Regions from separate parts of the Homo sapiens genome. Here region 1 is linked to region 2. The links are chromatin loops, found by intact Hi-C in ENCODE. Cell type or tissue: endothelial cell of umbilical vein. All regions are shown on one strand. Each heading gives the region's core, and the rest is flanking DNA. Links, peaks and the distances in the headings are about the cores only. Region 1 overlaps POC1B-DUSP6 (POC1B-DUSP6 readthrough). Region 2 overlaps POC1B-DUSP6 (POC1B-DUSP6 readthrough).

Region 1 (8,337 bases), core at 247-8,246, 60 kb after region 2:
CTACAGGTGCCCACCACTATGCCCGGCTAATTTTTTATAGTTTTAGTAGAGACAGGGTTTCATCATATTGGTCAGGAAGGTCTTGATCTCCTGACTTCGTGATCTGCCCACCTCGGCCTCCCAAAGTGCTGGGATTACAGGCGTGAGCCACCGCGCCCGGCCTACCCTCCCCATATGTTAACCATTTGTCTAAGAGAAGAAGACTCTATTGTAATAGTCAATTTTTAAAAATTATCCTTTTAGTCCCCCTCTCCCACAAAGTGGGGATGCAAGCCATTTGGCCTAGGAAAATGGCCAAACATGCCGTGGAATGAGTTTGCTGACAGGACTCTACAGAGGAAGCTTGAAAAGAAAGCAAACAGCTGACCTTTGAAACTCATGGCACCTCTGGTGGGACAGGCAGAGGCTATGCGTCTTCAGACCCTTCTGTCTTGGCTCTTTACTCTCTCCCCCAAATCACCTGCTCACACCCCACGATCTATGTGATGGGCCTTATGTATTTAAATCTAATTGTTTCTCATTACTGTTAGAACTTTTCAAACATTTTTTAAACCTGAGAATCTCTTTCTTCCAAACAAGGAATATAGCAAACTGTCATACAAAATGTTAAAACAGATCAAGGCAGAGCTGCTCTGTAAGCCTTTTGAAATTGGAATTAAAAACCTTGCACTTCTGCTGGAATACACATAAAAGCCTCTCCTTTTCCTCCCAGCCCCACCCTGGCCTCTGGTAGATTCTCCCAGAGAGGACAGTGAGGCCCTTGCCTAGGGTACAAAATTTTAGAGGGAGGCAGGGGGAAGTGGCAACAAAAAACTCAGTAACTAAGAGAAAGACTATTTTAATGCAATACTTTATTTATTTATTTATTTATATTTTTTCGAGATGGAGTCTTGCTCTGTCGCCCAGGCTGGAGTGCAGTGGCACAATCTCAGCTCACTGCAAAGTTCGCCTCCCAGGTTCAAGTGATTCTCCTGCTTCAGCCTCCAGAGTAGCTGGGATTACAGGCGTGTGCCACCACGCCTGGCTAGTTTTTGTATTTTTATTCAGGACGGGTTTCACCATGTTGGCCAGGCTGGTCTCGAACTCCTGATCTCATGATCCACCCACCTCGGCGTCCCAAAGTGCTGGGATTACGGGCGTGAGCCACTGCGCCCAGCCTGCAATATTTTAAATACAAAAATTCATGTGAACGAATTATTAAAATACTAATGACAGGATCAGCAATAGTGTCTTACTGAGCCATACTGGAGCCTGAATCAAAAGAAAAAATTAGTAATGCTAGTGATACTGTCTTTATCTTTATAATATTCTTTGATTACTGAGTTTTTGGTGTCCCTTTAAATTTAGGGCTTAAAGTAAGTGACTCACTCTCCTTAACTGAATTTTGGCCCTCATGCTATCCTTTACGTTCATCACTCTGTGTTGTTGTACAGCTGAATATTTCTTGTCTCTCATTCCCTCTTAGAATGCATGCTCCCTGAGTGCAAGGACAACGTCATACTCATCTTTGCATCTCTAACATATGTAACTTCTCTGGCTTCAGCTTGCTTATCTGTGAAATGCAAAACTGGGTAATCTTGAATGTCCTTCAGTATCTGTCTATAGAAGTCTATCTATAGAAGTTCAAGTCACCCCAAACTTTCTCTGCCTGGTGGTTGATGGTATCAATGAGGCAGCCACAAGAGTGCTGGTATTTTGCAACAGATTAGAGAGCTGTGTTCAGTAAAGCTAAGGGGTTATCTGTAAAACACACTCTTGGATGGATAATTCCTTTAAACTTTCATTTTGCTGGGACTGTACTTAAAAAGCCATTTGGAGGGTTATCTCTCCAGTAATGCTGTCCTCGTTGGGAAATTCAGGCATCGCCCTTTAATTAGGTCAAATATGTTAAGAAATAGCTTCCCCCTTCTGGTTCCTTTCCTGTTAGACTGGTTGTCTTAAAATGTGGGGAAAGGCCATGAAGTATTGAAAAACATTTTATGTTTTCTTACCATCCTTTGTGTGTAATTAAGAGGGGAGAAACATCTGAAAAGAGTGAAGCAGTTCATTGCAGGCATAAAAAGAAATGCATGGAGCACCTACTGTCTACCTACTATGTCCAGCCCTCTGTGGGAACAACAGCATATCAGACAAGATTTCTGTTCTCGATGAGTTTTCAAGACCCTGCTGGGAATGCAAACATGAGCAAAGAAAAGCCAGAAGTTGGTTTTATAGCCAACTGCCAAGATCATAAGAAAATGGAGTCAGAATCGTGGAAGAAAAGGAGGAAGCAAATTACCTTTAGGTGCCTACCATGTGAGGACTTGAAAACATTACATGTCTTTTTTTTTTTTTTTTTTTTTTTTTTGAGATGGAGTTTCGCTCTTGTCACCCGGGCTGGAGTGCAATGGTGCGATCTTGGCTCACTGCAACCTCCGCCTCCTGAGTTCAAGTGATTCTCCTACCTCAGCCTCTCGAGTAGCTGGGATTACAGGCACGTGCCACCACGCCCAACTAGTTTTTGTATTTTTAGTGGAGATGGGGTTTCACCATGTTGGCCAGGATGGTCTCAATCTCTTGACCTCGTGATCCGCCCACCTCAGCCTCCCAAAGTGCTGGGATTACAGGTGTGAGCCACCTTGCCTGGCCTACATGTCTTTTTTATATGAAAACATGTCCTCACTGTCTTTTGAGTTAAGTTCTAATATTAATATCTCTGATAGACTAATAAGGACACAGGGGCTTGTAGTTAAGGTCACTCATGAATATTATTTGCTTTCCCAAAGTATTTGCATAAAGTTATTCTAATATGTTTGAAATGGGTAACTGGATCTGGATACTATTTAGTTTAACTAAATTAGGAAGTATGGCTTGTCTTTCTTCCTCCTCAGTGGTATAGAGCCTTGGGTTTGGAAGTGGCTGTTATTTAACCATCTCCTCCCTGTGCGGTTTGCTTGTTAGGACACCGGTGACCAGAATTTGGAAACTCTAGTTGGGGAATTTACACAGGCCATTAATTTCATTTTCACACTCAAATATGATTTAGGCCCTGCTACTGGGTCATCGGAAATAAAGTACCCATGTATTTTATTTGGTAGTTCAAAAAGCTTTGTGTTCAGTGACCAGTTTTTCCCAGCTGGCTTTATGCTCCAGGATTGTCCTCTCTTATTTCCAAAGGCAGGCTAGATTCCAGCTGTTTCCATTAAGGAGGGCTCAGGTGAAAGCTGCCTCCTCCATAATTTTAAAGCCATAACCTTGAAATGATGGCTTTGGAGCAACGGAGCCTGTGAAACTGGCTCGGTGCTTTTTTTCTGTCTTTTTTTGATTGATTGTTTTCAGTTTACCCTGTTGTTCTACCTCTCCTCCTTCCTCCACCCCTGACCCTGGAGTGGGGGAGGGATTGGGATTTAACCATCCATGAAAGATTTGGTAGCCTTGAAATGTGGAGTTCTATTTACCTAGAGGCCAAATATGAGGCCGGAAACAAAGCACATATACCCGCCCTCAACCTCAACCTGGATCCGATCTTCTCATTGCAAAGCAAAGGAACTCAACGAAACTCTCCAAGACTCATGAGGTGCACTAAGTATTTCCACTGCTAAAGAAAGTCACATGACTTAAGAGAGGACAGTGAGTTGCCCAGCAGTGGCAACTTTTGAGGCAGGGACCACCTCAGTAAAAGTATCCACCATATCAATTTTAAGATTTTAATTTTAAAAAATGGTTACTTTCTGTTTCTGTGGGATGAGTAGAAAATCCATTCCATACTTGCTTAGTGACTTTTTAAAATTATCCAATGAAATCTTAATAGAAATATTGGTGCAGAACTCTTTGAATGTAAAATTTAAATCACCATACCAAAGGCTAAGAATATGAAATAGTGGAAGGATGGCATGTGATGGGCTTGTGGAACTTCTGGGTAAGTGGTTTGGATGGTTTCTTCCATTAGGCAGTATATATGTGCTTTGAGTCAGACCTGTGTGTCTTCCTGGGTCTATCCTGACAGCTGATAAAAGGCTTGCAGCCTTACATATCTTTCCATGGCCACACAGTCTTGTTAACACACGGTGGGCAGAGTGGCCTGGAGGTGGTCAGTGAGTCAGCAGTGTGTTTCCCAGGATGGTGAAACACAACTCTTTAAAACTCTCTGGGGACTGTAAGAGACCCAAGGGGAAGAAGGCAAAATAAGTAGAAAATATGGTTCCTGGAAGAGCTTATAATTCAATTGTAGGAAAAGAACCCAAATACAGGGAACTTCTCATGAAGTGAAAGTCATGAATACACCCAAGCATACCATGGCACACAGGGCCATCTCAACTGTTCATGGATTACACTACCTACCATCTATATCTCCCCGACCTTCCTCTACTTGAAAATCCAGCTCAGGCATCAGCTTTTCCAGGAAGCCTTCTGACACCCCAGAGGATGAATGTCTTGTCCTCATACTTCCGCATGCCTATCTTGACCATTGCCCTTATCACAGTTTATTAGGATGTTTTTTTCATGTGAACTGTGACCTCCATGAGGGCAGTGACTGGGGTTTACTCATCAGTGTAGCCCCAGCACCAAGCCTAATGCCAGGCACAAGTAAACACATGGTCATAGTGAGCAAATCAGTCAACAATAACTGCTGAGGGTTTACAGTGACAAGGAATGACTGTAAGGTCATCAGGCATAGATCAGATGAGTTGAGTTTTGAATGAAGTTTGAAGGAAGTAGAACTAATTGGATTAGTAGGAAGAAGATTGGGCGTATCATTTATGGGAAATGTCAGTAGCTGCCTTGAGCTCACTCTCATGGAACATTGTACAGGGGATTTTAATGAGAAATGGAATTAATAAAAGAGGAAAGAGGATAGTCAGAGGACTGAAAGCACTTTGTATTCTGGACTTGATAGGCAGACTGTAATTCCACTACTGTAGATGAGAGGGTGGGCCAATGCCAGCAGTGCCCTGATCAAATTCTCACCAGAGAATCTATATTCGGCTTATTTAAATCCTAAAGTGCTTTTAGTTTAATGCAGCATTTCCTTCATTTCCTGTCTGAAATCCTTACACATATTTCAGTAGTAGCTGTGGGTTATTTCCACAAACTACAGTAAACCTGCCCCCGCAGAGGTCCAAGCCAACTGAAGTTTTTCCTTAAGGCTGCAACCTTCTTATCTTCAAGTGACCTTAATCTCACATTTATTATGACTTGAGCATCATTTCTCATGTATTCTCATATAGTAAAAAGCCCTTACTTGAGTTCTGCAATCACAGCAGCACCATCAGGAAGAGGAAATGAGCAGAGTTGTTAAGCAGAACACGCTGTACCTTTTTAAACATTAACCATTGTTCAGGTCTGTGGACCGGGCTGCTGAAAGCAATGGTGGGAATCAGGAATTACATGCAAAAAAAAAAAAAATCTACCTATGGAAAATTTTAGCATTCCCTTAATCTGTCTTGGTCCCCAAAGTTATATGGGCTTTTATTTTTAAAGACATAGAAGTGTAGTTAAGCTGACTTATCTCTTATCTAAAAATAACTCTATCTGACCCATGTCATGTTCAGAAGAGGACAGTCATGCTGTCTGACAGCATTTAAGTTGGTTTGACCTCACACTATTAGTATATTACTATGGAAGTGGTTTGTGTTCTATGAGGAACTTTGTCTTAGCAATTAAAAGGAACTTCATAATCTTTGCTATTTGCTGCCATAGCCTAGACATATAGTGGGTTAGCAGTGATTTTATAATTAATGAGTAACTTTTCGTTGCTCTCTTGATTTTGTTTTTCTATAAATGTGGATCACGGAAACCAGCATTTAAATGATTCTATGAGAAATGTGGTGGCTGGCCTGGTGCAGTGGCTCACGCCTGTAATCCCAGCACTTTGGGAGGCCGAGGCAAGCAGATCACCTGAGGTCAGGAGTTCGAGACCAGCCTGGCCAACATGGTGAAACCCTGCCTCTACTAAAAATACAAAAATTGGCTGGGCATGGTGGCATATGCTGTAATTGAAGCTACCTGGGAGGCTGAGGCAGGAGAATCGCTGGAACTGGGAGGTGGAGACTGCTGTGAGTTGAGATCGTGCCACTGCACTCCAGCCTGGGCAACAGAGCAAGACTCTGTCTCAAAAAGAAAAAGTGTGGTGGCTGCAGTCATCATTATTGTCATCATTTTGTTACTGGGCACTTACTATGAGCCAAATACAGAACAAATGATTTCTGTACATTAGATCCTGGCACTTCTATTGTAGTACTTCTCAAGGTGAACTTAAAGGTGTGGTATAAGTATCTATCTCTGCTATATGACTAGTCTCCAGAGTATAGGGTCTATATCTTATTCTGTTAGCTATTCTAACATCCTGCATGTATCAAGGCACTCAATAATTGTCTGTTACATAATAGAAACAACTTGAGATAACAGAATTATACCACTTCCAGGATCTTTAAAAAATTTTATAGGCCGGGCGCGGTGGCTCACGCCTGTAATCCCAGCACTTTGGGAGGCCGAGGCAGGCGGATCACACGAGGTCGGGAGTTCGAGACCAGCCTGACCAACATGGAGAAACCCCATCTCTACTAAAAATACAAAATTAGCCGGGCATGGTGGCACATGCCTGTAATCCCAGCTACCTGGGAGAATGAGGCAGGAGAATCGCTTGAACCTGGGAGGCGGAGGTTCCGGTGAGCCAAGATTGTGCAATTGCATTCCAGGCTGGGCAACAAGAGTGAAACTCCATCTCAAAAGTAAAATAAAATAAAATAAAATTATTAGTGTAGTACTGTTGACACAATGGTATTTCTAATAACAAATTCTGGAAACAAACTAAATTTTAACTCTAGGGAAATAGTTTAATGTAAGCAACAATATAACTACTCTATGTAGTATTAGAGTGCTGGTAGAAATGAAAATTTTTGAAAACAAAACTTGTCACCCTGAAAAAGCTTCTGATGATGTCAGGCAAAAGTGTCATAATACTAAATTGTATATACAGTTTGGTTGCTGCCATGTTAAAGGAGGAATGTTATTCATAAAGACAAAAAAGAACCTAAGGAAAAAATGTACCAAAATTTTGATAGTAGTTAAGGTGGAATAATTATGGACTTTTTTTCTTCTTTTCCCTGTTTTCCACATTTTCTATGCCACTTTTATATTGAAAATGTAAACACAATTTTGAAAGAAAAAGAAGAGGCCGGGTGCGGTGGTTCATGCCTGTAATACCAGCACTTCGGGAGGCTGAGGTGGACAGATCACAAGGTCAGGAGATTGAGACCATCCTGGCCAACATGGTGAAACCCCATCTCTACTAAAAATACAAGAAAATTTAGCTGGGCATGGTGGCAGGTGCCTGTAGTCCCAGCTACTCGGGAGGCTGAGGTAGGAGAATTGCTTGAACCAGGGAGGCGGAGGTTGCAGTGAGCCGAGATTGCACCACTGCACTCCAGCCTGGCGACAGAGGGAGACTCTGGCTCAAAAAAAAAAGAAGAAGAAGAAGAAATAAATAAAGAAAAAGAAAACAGTAATGTTTATAGCATTATCCTTGGTTAATGAGGTAATGGGTGATATTTATTTAGATGGTTCTTACTTTCAAAATTTTCTACCATAAACATGGATAACTGTTTTTTATTTTAAAAATTTCTAAACATAGCAAAGGGACACGTGCAGTGGCTCATACCCGTAACCCCAGCACTCTGGGAGGCCAAGGTGGGAGGATTGCTTGAACTCAGGAGTTTGAGACCAGCCTGGGCAACATGGCAAAACCTCATCTCTAAAAAAAAAAAAAAAACAATAATTAGCTGTGTGTGGTGGTGTGTGCCTGTAGTCCCAGCTACTCGGGAGGCCAAGAGGTGGGAGGATCACATGAGCCTGGGAGGTCAAGGCTGCAGTGGGCCACGCTCCAGCCACTGTACTCCAGCCTGGGAGATAGAGCAAGACCCTGTTTAAAAATAATAATAATAATAATGATAATAATAAAGCAAAGGACATTTGGTAGTAAAACCCTTAAAATTCATGTCTCCTTCCTGACCCCAGTGGTTCAGAAGACTCCTTGGAAGACTCTATTGGGTCAAATATGAAAAGATCTCTGTGGAATTCCTCAAACTCACGTTTGGCCCAAATGACGGATTGCTTAACGGTGCCACTGTTGTGGTAGTAATGCAGACTGTGAATAATAAGAACAATAATGAAAGTGTGGCCATTTAACTCGAATGCTCGTTTGATTTGCTGAAAGGCAGAAGCTTTCTATGTCGGTTAGATGTAAACTGCACAGTTCGGCAGGCCACACTGTGAGGACAGGCCTGGAATAAGGGATGTACTTGTACACGTATCATGACAGAAACACATTTACTGTGAAGGCAGCTGTTACTCAAAATT
Region 2 (8,337 bases), core at 67-8,066:
GCCAGACAGAAGTAACTGAGGAAGAAGAAATCAGTGTTGGTTTCAGAACATTAGATGTCAAGTATACATAAATGTCAGTGAAAGATTGTTATTGGGCAGTATTCAGAGGAAATCATTAATGGGCTGCAGTAAGCTAGAGGACTTCTCTAGAAGAAAACCTTTGACCAGTTCTTTTTTTCTTTTTTCTTTTCTTTTTTGAGACAAGGTCTCTCACTCTGTCACCCAGGCTGAAGTGCAGTGGCACTGTCTCGGCTCACTGCAGCCTCCAGTTCCTGGGTTCAAGTGATTCTCCTGCCTCAGCTTCCTGAGTAGCTCGGATTACAGGCTCCTGCCATCATGCCCAGCTAATTTTTGTATTTTTTAGTACAGACAGGGTTTCACCATGTTGGCCAAGCTGGTCTCGAACTCCTGACCTCAAGTGATCCACCCACCTCGGCCTCTCAAAGTGCTGAGATTATAGGCATGAGCCACCGTGCCTGGAGGGAAAGCGAGGTATAAGTAGTTGCTTCAGAAGAAATCAAACACATATGAACCATGGTAATAAAAATGCATCAGTCTAGTTTAGAATCTTTAAGTTGCCTAAGTCAACTGACAGCAGATGTGGTGGGATCCAGGAAGGATGCCTACTCACACATACATGTCTCTGAATAAGTATTTATTAACTTACTATTCTTGGCTTTAGAGAATGTGAAGAAACAAAAATACCTGCTCCAGAGAAGCCTACATTCTACATTCCAGTCAGAGAGAGGCAATTCACAGATCTAAAAAATAAACTGTATATAGTACAGGGAATGCAAAGGTGAAAAAGGCACTGAAGGCAGAGAGGAAAAGATAGGTAGAGGGCTGCCATTTTAGCTAGTATGGCCAGGACAAGAGTCACGTGACAGGGGTGGCATTTGAGTAAAGAGCTGAAGGAGTGAAGGGAGCAAGTCATGGCTATCTGGGAAGGGCTCTCCAGGAGAGTGGGAGCAGTGATAGATGGAAGGCCAGATTGCAGGTGACATAGGAGCCACTGGGGGGTTTCCTGCAGAGGAGGGACATGACGTGACTTGTGTCTTAACAGGTTCACTCTGCCTGCTGTAAGAGGACAGGCTGGGGATGTTGATGGGGGTGGACAAAGAGACTAATTAGGAAGCTAATGAAATACTCAGACGGGAGGCAATACTGGCTTGACCCAGGGAGGTAGCAGAGGAGGTGGTGATAAGCGATCGGATTCTGGGTGTATTTTGAAGGCAGAGCCAAGAGGATTTCCTGACAGAGTGAATGTCAGCTGTGGGATTCCCTATCTCCCTTCCCCAGGGACAGTAAGATGTAGCCTTGAGTAATCTCAGGATAGCTGAGAATATCTCCTGGCTCTGCATCATTTTGGCAGAGGGGCTGATGAGAGAAAAAGAATCGTGGTTTTCCTGTGTTCTGTTCTAGGATCAGAAAAGTGATCGGCTGAATCAGTGCAAGAGATACTCTGCCATTTCCATGACTTTGGGAAGCACACTCCCTTCCTAAATGTCATTTAGATTTTTATTTTCTAGCAAAGTGCATTGGATTCTCTTTCAGAAAGTTTTTTTGCATCAGCCTATTTTTAGGAAGAAAAAGGTTATACACTTTCATGGAGATTGTCATATGGTGTATACTATCTGAAAAATATTAACGTGCTGACAAAATATATGGACACACAAAGAATAAACTTGCAGACACAGAGAGAATATTTCCATGAATGTTGTGGCAACAGTTCATCCTGGTTACTAGACAACATTGAGTAACTAGTTCAGAGTTATTTCAGTTCCTAACTGCTTATATAAGCAAAGATTTGGAAAGACTAAAAGAACACAGTGTATGTGAACTTCAGTGTCTTAAAACTAAAACTTACAACTTTGAAAGTGTAAAATGGTCATACGCAATGTAAAGTTTTTAAACTTTGCAGCAGTTTATATGGTGGCATTTGATTTGTCAGTTTAGGGCATATGACTTCTGAAACTAGGTGTATTTATCTATAACTTTGTGGCTGCTTCCTAAGCATTAGGAAACAGACATTTGTATGGTATCTTTAAGTGCTGGTTTAGTGGCTCTGCGGTATGTTTCTCCTGTCCCTGCTCTAAGGGTATGAAAGGAAATGAACTTAGGCATTTATAGGATCCAGGTCTCTGGACTCCCTAGCTGGTGCCTCCCTCAATTTATCTTCCTTTAAGAGTTAAGAGACTTTTTATCTTAACTGCAAATGATAGTAAATGTCAAGTGGATACAGTAATTTTTTATTCGGTAACTCAAGAAGTTAAATGTTAAGCCCTAAGATGCTTAATTGGAGTAAAAGAGGAATTTTTATAAGGTTTGAGAAACAATTTAAAAACATTCCCCTTCGAAATTAAGTGACGTAATTAAATTGTCAAAGACATTTAAAAAACAGAACATACATGATAACTAACAAGTAAATGAGGAAAAACACAACATTTTCAAAGATCTCTTGCCATTTAGAAACAGAAAACACATTAATATTTTTTCAGATACAATCTTTAAAATAGAGAAAGGAGAGAAAATATTAGAGACTGGAAAGAGACTATTTGCAAATTAGTTGGATCCTTGCTTTTGAAGTACTTCATGACCCATATGTTATAAAAACTGCTAACAGTTGCGAATGTGATGGCTGACCTTTTAAAAAAAATTGATTTGGGATTGTAAAAAAATAAATAAAACAACTAAAATGCTAAAGTGTTTTAGTTTGTTAAAGGAACGTGGTTTATTTTTTTTTCAAGATAGATAATCTGTATAGCTGTAAAGTTTACTAACAGTATCACCGTAATAAAAGATTAACAGTGAAAGCCAGAGGCTTCTTTTCCCCCCCTTCAAATAAAATATGCTTTTTAATAAAAATAGTAATAATCACTAAGTCCCAATTTTTTTAAGATATACTGACAAATATGCTAATTTGACCTTCTTTCTCTTTAAGTTTCAAAGTCACAAGGAAAGAAAACATATTAATGAATTTACCAAAAATTTGATACTCTTAAAGTTTTTAAAAATAGTCCTAGTTAAAGAATACTTTATGCAGTGAAACTTGTCCTTACTCCTATTGACAAACGTGATTTGGGACTTGAACTCTGCCGTATAAAATGTGAAGACAGAAAAAAAAAAGGAAAATTTACAAAAGGATTTATAAATCATGCTATTTGGGAGCCCAATAAATACTTTTTAGAATTTCCTTTAGAAAATTAGCACGTTTCTGGGAACTGGAGGTGTTCCAGGTATTATTTCTGCCTTCCAACTTGCTGAGATACTGTATTTCTAAACTGTGACGCCCCGGACTACTGCAGTAATACCGACTGTCCCGGGCCTGGGAATCTAAGCTGCATCCCCAGTTCCCACAGCTGAGACCGAGGCATGCTGAAAATGCCCGACAGCTCTCAGCCCACACATCCAGTAACAACTGGTTCCTTCCTCTTCCTGTGGAAGAGAAACATCCTCTGAGATGAGAAGAAATGCACCCTGAGGAATGCAAGAACAGCAGTGAGCTTTTCACACAGGAAATTACTACCGTAGCTCCCTGAAAAGTGCTTGTCTCCTGGACTGTCAGCCCATAATGAGCTTCCTGCTGACCTATAGGATGGTTTACTACGGAGCTAAATGCCATTTGTGGGGCTGTTGGAGCTTCACGGAAAATAGTGAACTTAGCTTTCAACTGTTCTGCACATCTATACCCATCTGGTTTTGAGTTATTTGGTGCTGCATAGATAGTGAAGCTATTGGCTTTGCTCCTTTATTTTGCCACTTGACAGTTAATTATTTGGTGAAAGTAGTCAGCAAGTCTGCTAACACATATTTTTCAGTCAGTTCTTCCTGCTTTATGCTGTCACACTATGTAAAACATATTATTAGGGCTTCTAAAGATTTAGAACCTTACCATCTCAGTGAACTGGTTATTAAGGCCCAGTGCTGGTCCCGGCCTAGTTCTTTCCATGTCTTTCAATTTCTTTGCTTTTACTTTCTGAGATTGTCAGGCCACACAATCATATATCCTGAAACATAAATAAAATTATGTTGCTTTCAGCCAACCAACCAACCAACTCATCACTTAAATGTCAAATTGACTTCAATTGACTTTTGCAATGGAAGATTTTTTTTAGTGTAATTTGATTTTCTATTTTTTGTGTTAATTCCTAGAGTATTTTGTTTTTCTTTTACTCAGGATCATGATGGCCACTACAAAGCTCATATTTTATATCATATGTACTTTTTAACCTACTTTCCAAATCACTACAGAATTTTGGTGGGCCTTAGTATTTATGGTGGCAACATTCTCATACTTTTTATGTATCTATTTGGATTATTTTTCTGAAGCACATAGAGTTGTTTGTTTTAAGTTGAAGGGGAGATAGAGAAGGAATGCCAGGCATTTCCTTTTCCTTTTCAGAATGTCTTTTTAATGAACATTCCTCTTTCCTCCTTGTGAACAAACCATCTCAGCTCTCAGCAAGGGAACTCTTGAGTGTCTAGTTTCTAATAATCCAATCTCTTGCCTTTGTTCCCCAACTCTAGGGAGCTAGTTTCATACATTTAATATCTCTGCTTACCTCAGAGCTCCCTTTTAGCATTTACAGACTTAGAAATCTGTTTAACCAGTTCCCTATATTAAATTCTCTCTGTTAAAATAATGGCTGTACTTTGTTTTTCTGCTGAACCCTGAGTGATACATAGTAAATCATCCTAAAGAAATAATAAGATATACATACAAAGATTTCTATTCAAGGATGCCTATTCCAATACTGTTTGTAATAACAACATCAACATGACAAAAACCTTTAAAGGTTTTCTATTTATTTTTAATTATTTAAAATGTTAAAAGCCTTAAAACAGCTTAATAAGCAAAAGATGTTATCAAGTTTATTTCATTTTTTAGTGACTTGTGAGTTTTGACGTGTTCATGATTGCTGTTTATTTGTATTTCTGAAGATTGTGTATTTGTGTACTTTGCCCATTTTCCTATTGTTCATTTTAAAATTGATCCTTAGGTAATTTTAATTAAGAAGATTGACCTTGGGCAGGGCGCGGTGGCTCACACCTGTAATCCCAACACTTTGGGAGGCCGAGGCAGGCAAATCACAAGATCAGGAGTTTGAGACCAGCCTGGCCAACATGGCGAAACCCTGTCTCTACTAAAAATATAAAAGTTAGCTGGGCATGGTGGTGGCTGCCTGTAATCCCAGCTACTTGAGAAACTAAAGCAGGAGAATTGCTTGAACCCTAGAGGCATAGGTTGCAGTGAGCCAAGATCGTGCCACTGCACTCCAGCCCAGGCGACAGTGCAAGACTCCATCTCAAAAAAAAAAAAAGAAGAAGATTTACCTCTTGCCATGTGCTACAAATATGTTTTCCTTTTTTCTCATTTCTCCTTGAATTTAGTTTCTGATTTTTGATAGGTTTAGCTGCATTACCTTTTTTAAAACTATTTTTTGTTGTTGTTTGGATTCTATGCAAAGAAATTCCCTCATCAATCCCCAAACATCTTAGCTACTCTTCTTGAGGTTTTATTTTTAATGATAAAACCTTAAAATCCATATGTATTAATTTAGGTATGAGGTACAGATTTATAGTTAACAAAGTACCCTCAATTTGTATTGTTTCACTGATTTGAATAACCTTCTTTAAACATTAAATTCATATGAACTTGTGTCTCTTTGGAGACTTTCTCTTCTGTCTTATTGCTCTGTTCTTGATCTATTTGTTCTTGATCCATTATCTGTTTGTTCTTGATCCATTATCATACCTTTTTAATCATTGTAGATTTAGAATATTTCTTTAAAATATTATATAATGTACAGTTTTTTCCTTCAAAACTTTCCTGGATGTTCTTGCCTATTACTTATCCATATGAATTTTAAAATTATTCTGTTTCAAAAAACCATCCCATTGGAATGTCGATTGCCATTGCACTAGATTTATAAAATAATTTGAGAATTGCCAACTTGCCAATTTGAGTTGCTTGTCTAGGAATGTAGTATTATATTTAGGGAATTGTTTCCCCTTTTTTCTTTCATTTATTTATTGTTTAATTGACATAAAATTGTATGTATTTCTTATGTATAACATGATGTTTTAAAGTATATATACATGTGGAATGGTTAAATGTAACTAATTTACAAATGTGTTACCTCAGTGTTTCAGTAAATCAATTTAGGAGCATTCTCATTTACATGCCTGTGGTTCCCATAAAAATAGCCACCATTTTTCACATACTACTAAACATTTTACTACTAAGCATGCATGTAGATTCTCACATTCCACAAATTAGCCTTAAAGGGGTAAGGTAACTTCCTCACAGACACACAGCAAGGAAATGATGGGGGCAAGCAAGGCTCCGATTAAACAACCTCAGAGGACAGACTGAACACCAGCACCAACCTGCCTTCCAGATGTTTAGACACACAGATCAGATGCCTTGCCACTTTGAATCCTGGTTTTAGCTTCCTTGTGGTCAGTATGATTTAACTTAAGTAAATGTTTTTTCACCATAATATAGTAGCCAAGGAGACCTGATGTATATCTCTGGTTGTGGGGAAAAAAACGGAAAGTACTGAGGACCTCCAGTTTGGGAGCAGGTGGAGAAATAGGCCCTTGAGTCAACCAATGTTTGTAAGTAACTGGTTGTGAAGGCTACTTTGGGAATTTAAGCATTGCCTATTCCTACTTGCCAAGTACATAAATCCTTGGCACACACCAGACTTCATCACACACAAGTCCTTAACTTAGTGTTAGAATGCTCATCAGGAAGAATTGTGTTTAAGACACACTTGTCTCTTACTGTTTATCCAGAAGGTGTGCCATATGGCATGCTCATCATAGGTTGTTCAAGCCTAATTGTGTGGATATAGCTTCCTGATATGAATAATTATTTGATCTGTCATGTCTTTAACTCTCTTTCATAATGATGTAATGGCTTTACCTCCCTTGGCAGGGCTTTGTTACTATTCACTGATTGCTCTCCCCAGGTTCTCACTTCTGCCCTGTCACTAATTTTCAGTTTTTGTCTGTCTGTTGAGAAAGGATATTCTCAGCAGTAGGAACTGTGTATGCAGAAATTTCCTTTGATGGTGTTATTGCCGTTCTGGTGTGTGCAGGTATTATTTTATTTTGGAATAGATGAGAACATCAGTTTTTATCAAATTTAGTTAGGGTGATTTTTATAAAGTGAATCCTATTTTAAATTGGCCTTTTGTTGCTGTTGTGTGGTTGGCTGGTTGGGTTTTGTTTGTTTTGTTGTTTTTTAAAATGGAGATGAGGTCTCGCCATGTTGTCCAGGTTTGTCTTGAACTCCTGAGTTCAAGCCATCCTCCAGCTTCAGCCTCCCAAAGGACTGAGATTACAGGCATGAACCACCATGCCCATCCTGACTTTTATTTTTAAACACAGCTATGCTTTCCTGGTAAATATCCTCAGTTAGTTGGGTTGGAAATCTTGGGGGCAAGGCTCAAAAGAAAGCCCAAGTCCGTGATACAAACTGTGTGGCTGTAGGCAGAATCCAGGCTATGTCTTCCAGTTTCTCTCTCTCTCTCTCTCTTAGTGTTCCTCAGGTCATGCGTTATCTATAGTTCCAGGAGGTCCAGTCGCTCCATGTTCAGGGCTCCTCAGACTCAGTTTGCCTCTCTTGGACTGATTATATCATAGAGCTGTATGTGTTACAGTATTAACACCTTGTCCCCATAGGTGGAACTTTCATAGGAATTTTGCTATTTACTTGGACACTTCTGCTTGAAGCTTTAGGTTCGTAAAATGAATTTGTGCCATACTTGGTCCATTCTCAAAGGTTGATAATATATAAAATAAATTTATTTTAAATGACATCTAGCATCAGGTAAAGTACCATGCTGAGTAAATATTATTCTTAATTCAGAACTATGCATTCTGGGGATAGCAATTTAATGAAATTTCAAGATGATAAATATTTAAAATAATTCCTTATTTTAAATAGAACTGGAAATGCATCATTAAGCTGAAGCAAAAACAATTGTATGCTTTGGAAAATCAGTTGAAATTTGAAGAATTTGACTAAGAAATATGCTCTCTCAGATTTGTACTTTTAGAAAATTTTGTGTACTTTTTGTACAGTTCCGTACACAGTAAAATTACTGAAAAAATTCAAGATATGTACACTTTTAGAAATTACTTTGTTCTTTCCTTTTCTAGAAATCACTTACATATTTCAATGTTCCGTGAATTATATATATAATAAACATATGACTGTCTTACATTTTGGGCACTGTGTATCAAAAGATCACATGAGAAACTTCAAACATGTCATATTATTTTTTTAAGTTACCATTTTTTAAATTGAGTATATTGATAAGTTTA

What was found. Hi-C counts contacts between places; a loop is a spot of excess contacts. Peaks named below come from ENCODE experiments on the same cell type or tissue, not always from the same donor. Only the 100,000 strongest peaks of a DNase experiment are listed, where the experiment ranks them.
Region 1: it touches region 2 in a loop (5-fold over the local background); 23 of 110 quality-filtered maps call a loop at or near these places.

What each region holds. Positions count from the first base shown.
Region 1 is chr12:89,387,192-89,395,528 of GRCh38, reverse strand. The region is part of intron 9 of POC1B-DUSP6 (POC1B-DUSP6 readthrough); the gene reads left to right. LOC124902980 (a long non-coding RNA gene) reads right to left here. Exons shown (of 2, transcript XR_007063400.1): 2 at 832-1,157. Among named protein-coding and RNA genes, the nearest start is that of DUSP6, 39 kb to the right of the region's middle. In endothelial cell of umbilical vein, for the core only: no CTCF peak of the experiment used is centred there; DNase peaks (open chromatin) are centred at 4,588 and 5,168; H3K27ac peaks cover 2,556 bases.
Region 2 is chr12:89,447,197-89,455,533 of GRCh38, reverse strand. All of the region lies in intron 9 of POC1B-DUSP6 (POC1B-DUSP6 readthrough), which reads left to right. All of the region lies in intron 10 of POC1B (POC1 centriolar protein B), which reads left to right. It overlaps LOC105369889 (a long non-coding RNA gene), which reads right to left. Exons shown (of 4, transcript NR_189732.1): 3 at 3,893-4,007; 4 at 3,379-3,477. Among named protein-coding and RNA genes, the nearest start is that of GALNT4, 73 kb to the left of the region's middle. In endothelial cell of umbilical vein, for the core only: no CTCF peak of the experiment used is centred there; DNase peaks (open chromatin) are centred at 1,193, 1,743, 3,523 and 4,423; H3K27ac peaks cover 4,767 bases.